Linked DNA regions of Homo sapiens: region 1 is linked to region 2. Evidence: chromatin loops called from intact Hi-C (ENCODE). Cell type or tissue: K562. All regions are shown on one strand. Each heading gives the region's core, and the rest is flanking DNA. Links, peaks and the distances in the headings are about the cores only.

Region 1 (2,500 bases), core at 1-2,500, 350 kb after region 2:
GAGTTTTCTGTTGCTGACAACCAACAGTGTCCACAGTGAAGTAAATGCTTGTCACCCATAATAGACTTTAAGCCCTGAGAGGACTGGGAGATATTAGTCTAGTTCACATTTGCACACAAATAGCTCTTGTGTGCATTTTTATCACCAAAATGTAGGAATAAGAGATTTCTCAGAGACATCCAGATTTTTTGCTTTGCTGAAACAACCAGAAGCTTGGCATTGTGCATAGCAACTATGGCAGAGCTGAGAACCAGTGACTCTCTTTGGATGAGGAAGCTGCTCTGAGCATGAAACTTTCACCTGGAGGAAGACAGAACAGAGAGGATCACCTTTTCCAGAACAAATTTTCTTACATGGTCTGTGCTTGGTTCATTTACATTCCATGCCTGCCCCCTACAGGCAAGTAAGTTTGTGACCCCGCCTTGGACACGAAATAGGCTCAGTGCCAGGAAAGAATGAATGAATGGATGGATTAATTTATAGCAATTCCCAATTCCTTTTTTTTTTTTTTTTTGAGACAGAGTCTTGCTCTGTCGCCCAGGCTGGAGTGCAGTGGCCTGATCATAGCTCACTGAAGCCTTGATCTTTTTTGGTTCAAGCAATTTTCCCACCTCAGCCTCTCGCGAGTTGGGATTACAGGCACCTGCCACCATTCCTGACTAGCTTTTATTTTTATTTTTATTTAGAGACAGGGCTTTGCCATGTTGACCAGCCTGGTCTCCAAATTTTCGGCTGAAGCAACCCTTCTGCTTCGGCCTTCCCAATTGTTGGGATTACTGCGCCTGGCCTACTTCCCCAGTTCTTAACACAGTGCATAGCACATAGTTAAGTGTCAAATACTTTGATTTCTCTTAAAGAAACATGAATTGAATTAGATTGTTTTATATCACATGGATTGCAATTTAAACAAATATTTACACAGAATATTTATTTCTGATATGAGGTTTATTTTTCTCCTTTAGCTGGGCAAATGGACAGCAAGGTGCTCAAAATCAGGGTTCTCTTTCAAACCAATCCCTTACACTTTCGGTCCAGTAGAGGGCGATCGCAACAATGACTAGAAAGAGAACAGCAATGAAAGGAGGACTGAAGTGGGGCTTCCCAGTTCCCTACACATTCATAGGATTCCTCCAGGAACGCTGAACCATGGAGACTGAGGATTGAATTCAGTATGGCAGCCACGTTTCTGGGTGGTAGTTTAGCATTCTGAACAGATAATACATTCACGTGGTCGAGAACTAAACTAAAACAAGAAGGTATGTAGTAACACCCACCACCCTCCTACCCCAATCCCTAACCCTTTTTGCCTGACTTTCTGCTTCACCTCCACCACAGGTACTGTTAGTTTTCTCTTGTGTTCTCTACCAGAAGTTTCAATGCCAATGCCAATATAAACAAATGCAGGCTGGGCGTGGTGGCTCACGCCTGTAATCCCAGCACTTTGAGAGGCCAAGGCGGGCGGATCACCTGAGATGAGGAGTTCGACACCAGCCTGACCAACGTGGTGAAACCCTGTCTCTATTAAAAATACAAAAATTAGCCGGGCGTGGTGACGTGCACTGTAGTCCCAGTTACTCAGGAGGCTGAAGCAGGAGAATCACTTGAACCCGCGAGGCAGAGATTGCAGTGAGCCGAGATCGCGCCACTGCACTCCAGCCTGAGTGACAGAGCGAGACTCCCTCTGAAAAAAACAAAACAAATACAATATTAACACCCACCCCATTTTACCCAAAAGGTAGTGTTGTTCTGAACACACTATTCAGTAGCTAGCTTTGCGTATTCATGATCTATCTTGTAGAATGTTCCATACCAGCATCTAGAGAGGGTCCTCATCCTTTCTTTCTTTTACAGCTTCATAGTCGTGCATGGTTCACCAGCGTTATTACCTATTCATCTAGCCCCTCACTGATGGGGACTCAGGTTAGCCCTCACCTTCTGCCTTAAAAGTAAAGCTCAATGAATAACCCTGGATATATTTTGCACACATACAAGTGTATCTATTATCTATAGCAGTGACTTTCAGCCCCAGTCGAACGTAAGCATCACTCAGGGGGCTTTACAAAAATCCCCATACGGGTGGCACACAACTCTAATCCCAGCACTTTGGAAGGCCAAGGCGGGCAGATCACTTGAGCTCAGGAGTTCCAGACCAGCCTGGGCAACATGGCAAAAACCTGTCTCTACAAAAAAATACAAAAATTAGCCAGGCGTGGTGGCACGTGCCTGTAGTCTCAGCTACTTGAGTGGCTGAGGTGGGAGGATCGCTTGAGCCTGGGAGGTCAAGGCTGCAGTGTGCTGAGATTGCACCACTGTACTCCAGCCTGGGTGACAGAGTTTTTTGAGGCAGGCAAGACCCTGCCTTTAAAAAAAAAAAAAAAAATGCCGAGTGCGGTGTCTCATGCCTGTAATCTCAGCACTTTGGGAGGCCGAGGCGGGCAGATCACGAGGTCAGGAGTTCAAGACCAGCCTGCCAACCCCATCTCTACTAAAAATACAAACA
Region 2 (9,404 bases), core at 1-2,500:
CCTCCTGAGTAGCTGGGATTACAGGCGTGTGCCACCACGCCGAGCTAATTTTTGTATTTTTAGTAGAGACGGGGTTTCACCATGTTGGCCAGGCTGGTCTTGAAGTCCTGACCTCAAGTGATCCGCCCACCTCGGCTTCCCAGAGTGGTGGGATGACAGGTGTGAGCCACCACGCCACGCTTTGTCTTCTAGCTCTTCTGGATGTTTTTTAAAATTCAGGCTATGGTAGATTTAATTTCCAGAAGCTTTTTATTTTCCTTTGTGTTTTTGAGGAAACATCAGCCAGAGTGTCTTCTGCGGATGCCCTGCTGTTCCCTGTCTCTAAGGATACTGGGGTTTCGTTCTGCATTTCCCCTGGCTTCCTGGGTGGTGTACTCCCAGGCTCCCCACTCCGCATTCTCTCCTCTGCGTGCTCTCTGGCTTTCCTATTAGAAGCCCTCCTCCATGTTCTGCGTGAGACACCAGCCCACTGCCTGGCAGGGCTGTGTAGGGAGCCAGCTTTTCCATGAGGCGGCCCCCATCTCCTGACTGGAAGACTGGCTGCTGGGACTCGGTAGAGAAGGGCCCAGAAGCTTCGCTGGGCAGTAAATAGACCAGCTCCTCTCTCCTTTTCTGCCCCGAGTAGTGCCTGCTGTCCTTGACCCCGTGATCTTCCAGGAATAGCTGCCCCTCTCCTTTGGGGTCTGGGGGGTGGTACCTAGGAGTCTGACCTCCTCCTACAGAAAATTCTTTCCCCATCCTTCGTATCTGGGAACCAGCTGTCAAGCTCTGGTGTTCCTTGGTGCTCCCCCCACATCCCTGGGAGGCAGTGTGGCCAAGGTGGTCATTTCACAGGTGGGGAAATGGAGGCCAAGAAGCTTTCTGACATGCCCAGCTGGGTGAGTAACAGGGCTGACCTCTCACGGTGTCATCAGCCCATGCTCAGGAGAAAATTTCCCCCAAATACGACAGCGCTTCTTTATGGAAAACCTGCCTGTCCTGTGCTGATTTAACACGCACCGTTTCCCTTAACTCTTGCAATCATCACCATCTCATAGATGGGGAAAAACTGAGGCTGAGAGAGGTTGCTCGGGGCCCATAGGCAGCAAACAAGGATCGTATTATGTTTAACATGATCAGCACTAGCTCTTTAATCATGGTGCCATTACTAATGATGTGAGAAACTCTAACAGGGACTTTCCTCCAACTCACCTGATCATCCAGAAGCACAGAACTCCATGGGGGCCAAAAGCTGCCACTTTGTGGATCTGCCCACGTCACCGATGGTGGCCACATGGGAAGTGGGTGCCAGGTGAGGGACTTATCCTGCAGGGAGAAAACGGGTTGGCCCCTCAGCGTGTGCTGCATGACGGCCACCAGGGGGCGCCACGAGACAGCAAATACCCACACACTGCTCAGGCCGCGGGAAGTTCACCCATCGCTGGCCCATCTGCTCAGTAGGTCCACAGATATTTACAGAGCACCTACCGTGTGCCAGCAAGGCGTCTGCCCTCAGTAGACTCTAATTAGCTGGGTGCAGTGGCTCACACCTGTGCTCCCAGCACTTTGGGAATCCAAGGCAGGTGGATTACTTGAGGTCAGGAGTTTGAGACCAGCCTGGCCAACATGGCAAAACCCCGTCTCTACTAAAAACAAAAAAATGAGAGGGACATGGTGACTCACGTTTTTAATTCCAGATACTCGGGAGGCTGAGGCAGGGGAATCACTTGAACCCGGGAGGCGGAGGTTGCAGTGAGACAAGATCGTGCCACCGCTCTCCAGCCTGGGTGAACAGAGTGAGACTCAAGAAAAAAAGACACTAATACAAGAAATTAAATATGCAATTTGTAGACTGTGATTTCTGCTATCAGCATTGAGAAAAGGAGATATCCCCTATCAGGGTGGATATTGTGGAGGATGAGTTGTCAGGAAAGGGCCCTGGAGGGAGGTGAGGGGTTGCAGCTGCGGTTACCAGATGTGCAAAGGCCCTGGGGCAGGAAAGGGCTGGGTTTTTTGCAGTTTCCCTCCCTCAACATGTCCCTTCTGCACAGTGGCTCATGCCTGTAATCCCAGCACTTTGGGAGGCTGAGGCGGACGGATCACCTGAGGTAAGGAGTTCGAGACTAGCCTGACCAACATGGGGAAACCCCGTTCCTACTAAAAATGCAAAAATGAGGCAGGCATGGTAGTGCACGCCTGTAATCCCAGCTACTCTGGAGGCTGAGGCAGGAGAATTGCTTGAACCCAGGACGCAAAGGTTGCAGTGAGCTATCACCCCACTGCACTCCAGCCTGGGCGACAGAGTGAGACTCTGTCTCAAAACAAAACAAAACATGTCCCTTCCTTTCCCACCCTCAGCCTGTAACTTCCCCACTACAGCATCACATCTAACTGGGGGAAGGCTCATACTGAAGCTGTTCTCAGTCCCCCAAACCTTAATATGAATGAACTTGTTTTATTTAGGACAGTGGTTTTCAAAGTGCATTCCCCTCCCCGGACCGGGAACACCGGCATCACTAGGAACTTGTTAGAAATGGAAATTCTCAGCCCCACCCCAGACCTCCCCAGTCAGAAACTCTGATGTCCACCCAGTGATCTGTATTTTAGCAACATGCTCCAAGTTGAAAATCACAGCTTTCGCACCCAGCATTGGAAAGAGTAGGGGATTCCCTGGGTGGAGGGGAACAGGCTTTTCAAGCTCAATGCAACCAGAAACCACCAAATCTGGTCATCTGCCGGCTATTCAGGATCCCAGCACCAGCCTCGTCAGCTGCGAGGCCCGGAGTGGGTCACCTCCTGCCTCTGCATCTCAGTTTCCTTGTATGTAAAATGACAACAACTTCTGCCTCGTGTAGCTGCTGGGAGGATCAGCAATAATGAATCCTGAAGGGCAGGAGGATGCTTGGCACATAGTAGGTGCTCAAGAAATAGTAAGGATGGCCGGGCGCAGTGGCTCATGCCTATAATCCCAGCACTTTGGGAGGCAGAGGCGGGTGGATCACAAGCTCAAGAGTTCGAGACCAGCCTGGCCAATATGGTGAAATCCCGTCTCTATTAAAAGTACTAAAAAAAAAAAAAAAAAAAAAAATTAGCCGGGCGTGGTGGCGGGCGCCTGTAGTCCCAGCTACTCGGGAGGCTGAGGCAGGAGAATCGCTTGAACCCGGGAGACGGAGGTTGCAGTGAGCCAAGATTGCACCACTGCACTCCAGCCTGGGCAACAGAGCGAGAGTCCATCTCAAAAAAGAAAAAAAGAAAAAAAAGCAAACAAGAACATAACCAACCAAACAAAACCACGTCCATTTATAACAAAATCCACCAGAGTAAACATTTACAATCTCCCCAGAAAGTGTTTCATCCATGGCAGAGAGGCCTGTGGGATTTTAAAAGGCTGCAGCTCTTGTCTTTTAAAACCATGAACATCTTGGTGTTTGTCTAGAGCTTTTCTCTCTGCCTGGAGGTACTTTTCCGTCTGTCCTCGTTTCTCCAAGTAAACCCCAAGGAGGTGAGGGGTGGCCATCTCCCAGATGCTTCCACCGAACACACAGACACCCCACCCCAGGTCATCTTGGGTTAAGACTGCAAGCTGGTGGCTGAGACCTAGAGCTGCCCCCAATGGCGTTGATGAAATACCTTTAGTCAGTTGCTAAGATCTACGTATCAGGAGATTCCACCTTGAAATTCAGATTCATTGCCTCCCTGGGCCCCAATTCTTCCTGGCTGGAGCTGGAGGCTGTGCCTGCGCACACCCACCCAGGACAGCATTTCACTTTTAGAAAAATAATATATTGAGATAAAATTCACGTGATGTAAGAGCAACTAATTTAAACTGAATAAGTCAATGGCGCTTAATATCATCTATTTGCAATCTTGTACAAGCTCAATCCTATCTAGGTCCAAAACATTTGCATCATGCCCATTAGCAGCCAGTCCCTACTCCTCCTCCCCGTCTCCTCCCCCGGCCCCTGGCCCCGACTCGTCTACTCTGTTTCTATGAATCTGTCTGTTCTGGACATTTCATAGAAACGGAATCTTGCAAAACGTGTCCTTCTGTGTCTGGCTTCTTTCACTCGGCATTATGCTTTCAGGTTCTGCCCATGTGGTAGCGCGTGTCCAGACTTCATGCCTTTTTATGGCAGAACACGACAGCATCACGTGTTTGCGCCTGTATCGCCGTTATCCACCCAGTATCCCACAGCAACCTCGAGGCAGGGTGGGCCCTGATCCCACCTCCTTTTTGCCTGCTTTGGCCTCGCCCCCTCCTCTACCAGGCCTCGCTAGCTCACTGCCCCCAGGGCCGCTCATATTGGTGGCAAACGTCCTCTGAGGAGCAAGTCTCTGATGGATGCAGGCAGTCCCTGTGCTCACCTTCCTAGCTGGGTGCTGCATTTTATTAGAAAAAAATTTTTGATTTTTCACTTGGAAATAATTTCAGACTTACAAAAAAGTTGCAAATATAGCAGAGATTTCCTACATACCCTTTATATAGCATCCCCCTCCCTTTCTTTTTTCTTTTTTTTTTTTTTGAGACAGAATTTCGCTCTTGTTGCCCAGGCTGGAGTGCAGTGGCGAGATCTCGGCTCAATGCAGCCTTCCAGTTTCAAGTTGAAACCTCAGCCTTCCAGTTGCAAGCGATTCTCCTGCCTCAGCCTCCCAAGTAGCTGGGATTACAGGTGCTCGCCACCACGCCCAGCTAATTTTTGTATTTTCAGTAGAGACGGGGTTTCACCATGTTGGCCAGGCTGGTCTCGAACTCCTGACCTCAGGTGATCCAGCCGCCTTGGCTTCCCAAAGTGCTGGGATTACAGGCATGAGCCATCGTGTCTGGCCTTTTTGTATTTTTTTTTTAATTAGAGATGGGGTTTCACCATGTTGGCCAGGCTGGTATCAAACTCCTGGCCTCAGGTGATCCACCTACCTTGGCCTCCCAAAGTGCTGGGATTACAGGCGTGAGCCACCGCGCCCGGCCTAACCCCTGGGCAATTATTGAAACTAGGAAGCTGGCATGGAGGCACCACTGTCAACTCGTCCGCAGCCTCTTCCAGATCTCACAATGACCCGCGGGGCCCCCCAGATCCAGGCTGGCTCTCACAGTGCTCATGTCTCCTGGGACTCCTCAACTGGAGACAGTTTCTCAGTCTTTCCTGCCTAGCATTAGCCAGATATTTTGTAGAATGTTCCTCAATTGGGGCTTGTCTAACGCTCCCTTAGGAACACATCTGGGTTCTGCTGTGCCCCATCTTAAGGCCTCTGCTCCTTTCCAGGGCAAGCAGCTCCGGAAGGACGGAGTAAACAGGCGGGGAGCGCCAGCCATGGCCACCACTGTCCCCCATCACAAAGGTCAGGCTTTCTACCAAGAACTGGAGCTTCACAGGGGAAGGCGCTGAGTGGACAGGCACCACTTGTAGGATCTGCCTCTGCCCTGAGATGACTCCATCTGCCCCAGGAAGACACCGCAGGGCCACCTCTTTCTGTCTGGGCTCTCCACAGCCCTCCAGCCCCTCCTTCCCTGGGAGGCTGAGATCACAGCAGGGGCCCCCGTTAAGCTGGGGCTTATGAATGGTTGGTGGGCTGGGGGGCTTTAGAGATGAACTTCCCGCTGGGGCTGGAGGCTCTGAGCCCACCTTTGGGGTCTGGCTGGTGGGTCTGGGGACAACATCGTTGGGGCTGCCCTCCTGGCCCAGCCCTTCCTGACCTCTTACTGCTGGGGCCTGGGAAGCGAGGGCTGGGCTGGGATCGGGGTACCAGCTTCATCCAGAAGGAGCTGAGTACTTCAGCAGCTGGGCTTGCTGCATTGTGCATCTGTGATTGTGTGTGTGCGTGATTCTGTGTGTGACTGTGTGTGAGCATGATTGTGTGATCTGTGTAATCATGTGATTGTGTATGTCATTGTGTGTGACTGTGATTGTGTGTGCGCGATTGTGTGTGATTGTGCGTGACTGTGTCTGCGCGTGATTGTGTGTGTGCGTGATTGTGTGTGCGTGATTGTATGTGCGCGATTGTGCGTGATTGTGTGCGCGTGATTGTGTGCGTGATTGCGTGCTGGTGATTGTGTGTGCGCGTGATTGTGCATGATTGTATGTGATTGTGTGTGCGTGATTGTGCGTGATTGTGAGTGCGTGATTGTATGTGATTGTGTGTGCGTGATATTGTGCGTGCGTGATTGTGCGTGATTGTGTGTGCGTGATTGTACGTGCGTGATTGTGCGTGACTGTGTGTGCATGATTGTGTGTGCGTGATTGTGCATGATTGTGTGTACGCGATTGTGTGTGCGTGATTGTGTGTGCGTGAATGTGATTGTGATTGTATGCGGCTGCATGATTGTGTGCGACTGTTTGCAATTGTGTGTGTGATTGCGTGTGTGATTGTGTGTGATTGTGTTTGTGTGATTGTGATTGTGTTTGTGTGATTGCGTGTGTGATTGTGTTTGTGTGATTGTGCATGATTGCGTGTGTGATTGTGTGATTGTGTGTGACACTTTGTGTTTACATAAGTGCAGTTTGCATTTGTGTGTGGTTTTTATGTGATTTTGAGTGATCGTGAGAGATGATTGTGTGCACATGTAATTTTGCATGGCTGTATGTGTGTTTATGCAATTTTGTGAGATTATATGTCTGGTGTATGCGAGTGTGCTTAGAACGAGACTGAATTCAGGTCTCTGAAGCTCAGTTTCCAAACTGCAGTGGGAGAAATCTTGGAGACATGGGAGGTGCCCAGACCCAAGTAAGGTTAGGGCTTCCCCGGCTCTCCCCCATCACTCGAGGGGTTGGGGTGCAGGGCAAGTGGCTGTAACACCAGAAACAGAAACAGCAGCACCAGCAGCAGCTACCAACAGTCAAACCCTTAGCTCGGCCAGCTCCCAGTCCTCCCATCCCTCGTGTGCCAGCTCCTCACAAAAGCGCCAGGGAGCAGGAGCTGTGAGGGGAAAACCGAGGCTCAGCGTCAAAACCTGGACCCTCTAAAGCCAGGGTCTTTGGGGTTTTTTAACCTCTATTTATTTGAAAACTATTAAGTTCATGTTTTGAGCGGGTGGTACCCACGCGGGGCCTAGACGGTCTCTGAGCATGTTCAAGCTGACAGGTGCCTGTGCATGCATACACACATTTCAAGCTGACAGGTGCGTGTGCGTGCACACACACGTTTGAAGCCAACAGGTGTGTGTGCGTGCATACACACGTTTGCTCACGGATGTGTTTGTGCACGAATGGTAGCAAACATTCACTTTGCTGTTTTGCACGTCACAACATGTCTTGGAGATCTGTCCCTATCAACAGTCACGGAGCTCCATCCTTTCCTGTCCCTCACCGTGTGGCCACACCACACCTAATGGATGAGGCTCAGGCCCCCTTGGCTCTGTGGCCCACCTGGGTGGGCCAGCCCTGCCCACTCCCATACCCACACCCAGCCTGGCCAAGCCCTGGACCTGGTACGGGCCCTGAAAGGGAGGTCAGAGATGTCTTCTGTTCTCCTGGCCAGCCCTCCCAGGGCAGCACGTATGGGCCCTTGTCTTCCAACTCAATGCGCATTTGTACTTCCAGACTTGGAACAGATGCTTGTTAACTACATGAATGAAGAAATGAATGGCTACTTCTCACTCATTGTTCAAGGCCTGGCTCAGAATCCACCTCTTCCAGGGAGCCTCCCTGGTCACCCCTGGCAGGGTTAGTTCCCCTCCTCGGAGTCCCATAGGCCCACGCCCTCATAACAGCACTCAAGCCCCGGGTATGTGGTTGACAGGTGCTGCATCCGTCCCTGGTTCCTCGCGGTATCGCCTCCTAGCACGGCATAGTGAATGAACAGCAAGCACGTGCTGGCACAGGGTAACGGAATGACCCATGCCCTCTCGTCAACCCCACACCTGAAGCACACCTAAGGGCTCCAGATCCCACTGCGCCCCATGAGGAGGGGTGGGAGAGGTCACCATATCCATTCGATGGAGGAAGCTGAGGCTCCCAGAGATTCAGCCTGTCCCCTGAGGCTGACCCCACCCCTCTGCTCCGTGCCACCTGAATCTTGCTCCCACCGTGTCATCAGCAAAGCAACCTCCAGGTGCTAGGGGTGAGGATGCAGGTCACGGCAAGGGTGGGCTGGGGTGGGGGTGGGCAACACCTCCCGGCATCCTGGGGTGCTCAGGAACGCCAGTGTGGAGGGTGAGGACTGGTGGAGAGGAAGGGGACCCTCCGGTGGAGCTTGATTGGAACACACGCCCTGCAAGGGTGGAGGCTGGGGACTAACTGAGGTCCTTCAGCAATGGGGTGGGCTGCGGGGTGTTGGAAGAGACTGGAGAAAGTAGCCACTGCAGATGATCCGCCCACACCCACCCCTCCCAAAGCTGGAGCCTCTGTCGTGTTCTGGCCACGAAGTTCAGGGCCTCCTTCACCCCCCGTCACCTCTCCTTGGGCAGAGCGGGAGGGAGAAAGAACATGCCCAGCCAGGGGAAAGCTCTAAAGACGAGAAACTCCAGCAGAAGAGGAGATGATGACGAGGGGGACCAGCCGCAGGGCAGATAGTGAAACACAGGATGCATTTCGGGACTGGTCCTCGCCAGTTAAGGCGCACCGTGTCTGCCACTTGGCTTTCCTCCTCCTCTGCTCTCCAAGGGGAGCTCTGCCTTTCCCAGGCTGGTTCCACTTCTAGCAGAGTCGGGGAAGGGGCAGCGAGAGACAGGACCTAGAGAGGAAGGAGGGGACAGGCGAGGAGGCTGTCCTTTATGGCGGAGAATCCAGATTCTAGAGGAGGCCATGAGAAAACAAGCAGAACTGGAAGAAGAAGCTCCTCCCTCTAAGCCAAGCAAGGGCTGGGGGAGGCGAGGGGAGGAGGAGAGGCAGAAATGAGGGCTGGATGTCGGGGGCAGTTCTGGGTGACTGAAGGAAGGTTCTGGAGCAGAGCAGGATACAGGAGAAGCAGGGAGGAGAGGAAGCAGGATTTCGAGAAACGTAATTGTGGGTTAAGAGGTGGATTCCTTTCAATGTTCTAGAGACATGCAAGTAAAACCCCAGATTCCTTTCCAACCATTTTTGGTGACTGGACTGTGCACGTTTGTGACTCTCTCTAGACCGAGCTGTCTGGGACCCTAGCTCATATTCGGGTTACATCCATAAAGGCTGTCTCTACGAGGAAATTGTTAGGAAATTTTCTCTACAAGGCAGACATGAGCAGGTTAGGAAAGGCCCCCCTCCCCCAGGAATATCAGGAGACCCTCAGGTGATGGTCAGGCAGTTGCTAAACTGTCTCTAAAGTAACAATGGGCTGCAGCTGGCATCAAGGAACGGCAGGGTCCCAAGAGATAGAAACACCTGGAGGCCGAGCTTGGTGGCTCACACCTATAATCCCAGCACTTTGGGAGGCTGAGGAGGGAGGATCACCTGAGGTTAGGGGTTTGAGACCAGCCTAGCCAACATGGTGAAAACCCCATCTCTACTAAAAAT

What was found. A loop is a pair of places that touch in the nucleus more often than their neighbours do. Peaks named below come from ENCODE experiments on the same cell type or tissue, not always from the same donor. Only the 100,000 strongest peaks of a DNase experiment are listed, where the experiment ranks them.
Region 1: it touches region 2 in a loop (7-fold over the local background); 18 of 110 quality-filtered maps call a loop at or near these places.

Annotation. Positions count from the first base shown.
Region 1 is chr16:84,620,859-84,623,358 of GRCh38, reverse strand. No RefSeq gene overlaps it. Among named protein-coding and RNA genes, the nearest start is that of COTL1, 4.0 kb to the right of the region's middle. In K562, for the core only: CTCF peaks have their summits at 397 (motif pointing left) and 1,033 (motif pointing right); DNase peaks (open chromatin) are centred at 418 and 1,048.
Region 2 is chr16:84,962,674-84,972,077 of GRCh38, reverse strand. No RefSeq gene overlaps it. Among named protein-coding and RNA genes, the nearest start is that of LINC02176, 39 kb to the right of the region's middle. In K562, for the core only: a CTCF peak has its summit at 1,360 (motif pointing right); a DNase peak (open chromatin) is centred at 1,357; H3K27me3 peaks cover 584 bases.